2 separate regions of the Homo sapiens genome follow, and region 2 is linked to region 1. A link is a contact called in ENCODE Hi-C or POLR2A ChIA-PET data. All regions are on one chromosome and are shown on one strand. The core of a region is the stretch at or near the end of the contact, and the rest is flanking DNA. Distances in the headings are between cores, read along the strand shown. Region 1 overlaps ALK (ALK receptor tyrosine kinase). Region 2 overlaps ALK (ALK receptor tyrosine kinase).

What was found. A loop is a pair of places that touch in the nucleus more often than their neighbours do. ChIA-PET counts read pairs that join two places held with the same protein, here RNA polymerase II (POLR2A).
Region 2: a loop to region 1 is called in a map of PC-3, with 8 times the contacts of the local background. The contact joins two enhancer-like sites. A Hi-C loop is called at or near these places in 1 of 168 maps with a recorded cell type or tissue (PC-3) and 1 of 37 single-sample maps with no recorded cell type. POLR2A ChIA-PET finds 5 or more read pairs at or near these places in 2 of 52 experiments (MCF 10A and Panc1).

The regions. Positions count from the first base shown.
Region 1 is chr2:29,662,048-29,664,585 of GRCh38, reverse strand. The region is part of intron 3 of ALK (ALK receptor tyrosine kinase); the gene reads left to right. Among named protein-coding and RNA genes, the nearest start is that of ALK, 260 kb to the left of the region's middle. Within about 2 kb of position 1,270, at least 2 of the 41 ENCODE cell types and tissues checked have a DNase peak (open chromatin) inside an H3K27ac peak, as active enhancers do; they include PC-3, where a contact is called at or near this core.
Region 2 is chr2:29,722,296-29,724,833 of GRCh38, reverse strand. The region is part of intron 1 of ALK (ALK receptor tyrosine kinase); the gene reads left to right. Among named protein-coding and RNA genes, the nearest start is that of ALK, 200 kb to the left of the region's middle. Within about 2 kb of position 1,278, at least 3 of the 41 ENCODE cell types and tissues checked have a DNase peak (open chromatin) inside an H3K27ac peak, as active enhancers do; they include PC-3, where a contact is called at or near this core.

The DNA.
Region 1 (2,538 bases), core at 21-2,520:
ACATAAATATGGGGGTAACTTGACCAGCCCTTCTTTTGCCAAGATTGCTCTGATAGTGATGGAAGAAGAGTATGAGGAAAGGGTAGCCACAAGAAGACCAGGTAAGGGGCTACTCAAGTGACAGATAAAGACCCAAACCTACTCCCAAATGGAAGTGGGAGTACAAAAAGGCTGTGAGTCTGAGGTCTGTTTTGGTAACTAAAGAAAAGAGAACCAGTATTAATTTAATTGTATAGTTTGGACAACTGGGTATTTAGTAACGTCATTATTTTTAAAACAGAGCTCAGAAACAACAAATTTCAAGTTTGGTTTTTCATAATCCCATGAAAAATTTCTTAAGCAGACTTATGCAAATCAACCCTCTGAACCATGGTTGGAATGCCATTTTCATCATTGCCACTTTTGTTGTAGATGTGAGATTTTAGTGGGCTAAGATCATCTCTCCTGGCTCTCAGAGACATTGGCAATTGGAGCAGAGCTGTTTGTAGGAGAAATGTTTCAGAAGGTTTTACCTGGGAAGAACTGGGAAAGCTGTACTAATCAGAAAGAGGTAAATGAGGAACCCAGAAACCAAGGGGGTTCCTAGAGGTAGTACTTTCCTCTCTTTTTGCCCTCTCCTTGTGTTGTTTCAACATAACAAGGAAAGGTTTTTCTAAGTCCCCTTCAGGGTGGTTTCATCATGGAGCAAAATGTTTCTTTGTTTTGTTACTTGACATATAGACAAACACTAGAGAGAAGCATTATACATATACTGACCTTAAACATAATAGGTTACAGACTAGACCTATTAGTTATAATTTTCCTGCATTGTTACATGGAACAAAATTTAAACTTTCACAACTACTGATACCCACAGTTAGATTTTGTCCTATCTTTTTTTTTAAACATTGAACAAAGGAGAATGAAAACTAGTTGAAAATATTGCCTGATTCATTGTCTGTTATGAGAAGATATTCAAATATGTCTTAGACACACAATACAACTGTGAGTCATCCAAAATACAGTCTGGTTCTCTTGAAATTATCCCCATGAGATTAAACTCTATAGAGGGAAATTGCTTAAGGATCTCACTGATGCCATCACTGGTTGTACTCTTTCTTGGGTAAAAGTTGGTGAAAGAATCCGGGAGAGAGAGAAGGAGGACGATGGGAAGGAGGAAGGGAGGGAGAGAAATCATTCTGGACCAAGAATTTTCTTTCAATCTTTTCCTGTAAAGCTTTGACTGATTACGTTTACTTTGACTCACCTGAAGTGATTAATAAGAGTGTGTCTCCATAAAAGAATTTTGGGTCTGTGTAATGAAGACATTTTTACTTAAACTTTTTTCAGTGTCCCTAAGACATAATTACTAGGTCATTTTGAAATCATGTTTTATGGTTGCTCAGGAAGATGAATATGAGGAGTTCCAATGGGGAAATTAGGCCCGTGGTTTAGTCTGCTCTGATTTATGAATTGCCCTTTAAGGAAATACAGTGGTAGTTGAATATAGGCTTATGGGAAGACCGTGTTGTTTAGGAAGTGTGTTCAGTGGAAGGAGTATTAGCCTAATAGTCAAACTGAGCTATGAGTCAATTTGTGACTCAGTCTGATTTATTGTCAATCATCAAACAGCTCTTGAGTCCCTACTATCTACTGGACATTCTTCTAGGCCTGGAGAGCAATACATAGCAGTAAAAGATATGGTACTTATTCTAAGGAGCTCATATTTTTATCAAAAAGATAAGGCACAAACATGTAGCAAGGGTTAAACATGATATTATAAAAGCAGGCACACAAATTTCTCTTGGGAGGAAGCTGTCTTTATTTGGAAAAATGCCTTCACGTGTAGGTCACAGATGTCCATATTTACGCAAAAAAAACAATGAGAGGATATTTCTGGAAAGAAGAGAAGGAAAAGATAGGACCGGTGAAGTCAACTTTGACAGTTTCTTACCAGAGGGTTGTTGTAACTGCAGGAGCTGGCATAACCATAAGGAGCCAGCACCCCTAATGATCACCTTGAGGTTGTTTATATTCCTCGATGTAAATTCTTTCTCTGTATTTATTGCACCTCTCCTACCCAAATCTTATAGTGAACACACAAATGGCCTTGCAATAAGTAACCTTTTGGATGAAACTTAAGGAAGGGGCCAAATTTCACTTTTGGGGCAACTTATTATAAAACATACAGGAAATTGGGTCAAATGAGACAATTCATGAATCTGAAGTTAGAGGTGGCCATGAGCACCTGGGAGTTTGGGAAATCTTCATGAGAATTTTAGACTTTCACAAGGTGCAGAATTGGAGGTTCAAACTCATCTTCCTTAGACCTCAAAGGGCAGGGAGGCTGGCCCCGGTCAACTTTTAGTTACATATGTATTAAAAGATATTGATAGGCCGGGCGTGGTGGCTCATGCCTGTAATCTTAGCACTTTGGGAGGCCGAGGTGGGCAGATTGCCTGAGCTCAGGAGTTCAAAACCAGTCTGGGCAACATTGTGAAACCCCGTCCCTGCTAAAAATACAAACAAATTAGCCAGGCATGGCAGTGTACGCCTGTA
Region 2 (2,538 bases), core at 29-2,528, 60 kb before region 1:
GAGTGGGAGCTGTTTAATTCCATCCAAATTCCGCCCTTGACACTAATAGCTCCCTTCTGAATGAGCCAGCTGGAAGAAAATGTGAAAGCAAACCATAGAGAAACAAATATGTATGAACCAGAGAGGACCTTAGCGAGCAGTGAGTTCAAACCGCTCATTTTCCAGGCCTAGAGAAGGTATGGGGAGGGCTATATGTTTAGGACAAATGGTGCATCTGCAAACTCTCTCCTTTCTCTGAAATCACATCTCTGTTTTTCAGACTAAATTAACAACATCGCCCATCACCGCTAACTCTAGGAGTCATGTAAATTTACTGAGGTTTCTTTTGCTGAACAGGTGCAGGCTCAGCCTAGTGAATACCCAAACCATTTCCCCTGGGCTGCCAGTCCCAAAAACAGGCCTGCCCTGTACTCTCTGAGAGCTGTGCCTGATTTGACATCCAGACCACTATTTATTTGGCCACATTAAGCTTTGCTTTGTGTGACACAAAATCATTGTAAACGAATGCATTATTAAGTGTGTTTTCAAATAACAGGGAAAAAACAAGCAGACTGTCACTGATTGTTTTATTGTTGGAAGGAAAAGAAATAAGTAAAACGTGTACAGGCAAGGTAGGAACTGTTCCAAAGAGCATTTAGAATAGGAGCATTTGTTACATTTTATTGATGTAGGTTTGTAAAACATGCTTGCCAGTGAGCCTGGGGCATTCATGTAAATAACCATCACACATGCATAGCTCTTCATTACTTATACTGACACAAGTATGATATATTTATTATATTATGTTCATTGGCTTAGGAATAAATAGACATGCAGTGAGACATGTAAAAATAAAGATTGGAAATACACAGTGCCAATCGGCTGCAATTTGGGTAGTTGTGATCATGTACATTTGGCAAAGTTAATGATTAACTAGTGAATAATAGCGAAGCAGCTCTCTGGGAGCACTTTTGATTTCTGGACGTTGTAATTATTGACACAAGATGATCTAAATATAGAAAAGAGACCAAGACTCCCACTCATTTTGGATTCTAAAACAGAGATAGGAGCATACAATTTTAAGAATGATATGACTGATACTGAAAGACTGTGTCATGCACACATTATCTCATGTGGCCCTTACAAAACCCTGAGAATTTTTAGAATATGCCCTATTCTTATTCTCGTCATCGTTTTCAGAAAATTGAGGTTTGGCAGAGTGTGTGCTTAGCCTGAAGTTAACAGCTAATAAGTGCCAGAGATAACACCTTCCTCCAGGGCGCTGATTTCATTTATTTGACAAATATTTATTGAGTGCCTGCTGTGTGCCAGGCATGGAGACATAGCAGTGACTAGTGCAGGAGGTACACAATGAATAAACCAATATACAGAACACATATATGTGTAAGAAATAGGGCAAAGGGATGGGAGTGGCTTACAATGAGTTGTCTCTCAGCAGGATGACCAGGGAAATTCTTTCTGGGAAGTTGACCTATGGACAGGGACCTGGACAGAGAGAGGGAGTGGCCATGTACCTCTGAGTAGGAGGAGCTTCCTCGGCTGAGAGAACTGCCAGTGCAAAGGCCCTGGGGTGGGAATGTGCTTGGTGAGTTCGGGGAAGAGCAAGGAGACCTGTGGGACTGAGCTCCAGCAATGAGGGAAAATGGTTGCAAATGAGGTTAGAGACAGAATCAGGAGCCAGATCCTGTGGGGCCTTTAGGGGCTAGGCTATGGCAAGAAATTTGAAAGCTATTTCAGGGGCTGCAGTGTCAATCTAACTGCCACATAGAGAACAGACTGAAGGGGGGCCCTCTTTGAGCTCATAGCAATAATGGAGAGATGCGAGATGGGAAAAGATGAGAAGGGGTAAAATTCAGGTAGAGCCATCAAGATTTGCTGATGAATTGATGTGGGGTGTGAATAAAAGGAAGAAGTTAAGGATTCCTCATTGGTTTTTGGCCCAAGCAACCAGGCGAGTATTGGTAACACTTTCTGAAATGGGGAATACCTGGGGTTTAGGGGAAGGGAGGTTAGGTTTTTGGCTTGCTCATGGTAAGTTTCAGATGCTTATTGGGCAATAAAGTGGAGATTTTGAGCAGGCAGTTGGATGTATATTCTGTGTATTCTGTTGTTCAGGGGAGAGATTGGGCTGAAGACACAAATTTGGTAACAGTAGTATGTGGATGATATTTAGAGCCATGAAACTGGGTAAGATCACTTTGAGAGAGAGTTTAGATGCAGAAAATTCCCAAGTTCTTCAACTTTTAACAACTGTCAAATAATAAAATAAAGATCCCACAGAGTTGTTTTTTATGACAAGCTTACTTACATGTCGGGCAAGGAGAAATTCACTGTATGGTTTTCCAAGTAAGAAAAGTCAGAGTTTTTAAAGTCTTACGAAGAGGGCTACAATGTGGTTCTGGTTATTTGGAGTTGAAAATCGGTTCTTTGAACTAAAGAGAATGAATGAATGCATAGGTTTGTGTGAGCATGGGTAAACAAGTTATCTTCATTGGTCAGCAAAGAGTCTTCAGTTAGGTACAGGAAGGGTCTGGTGTC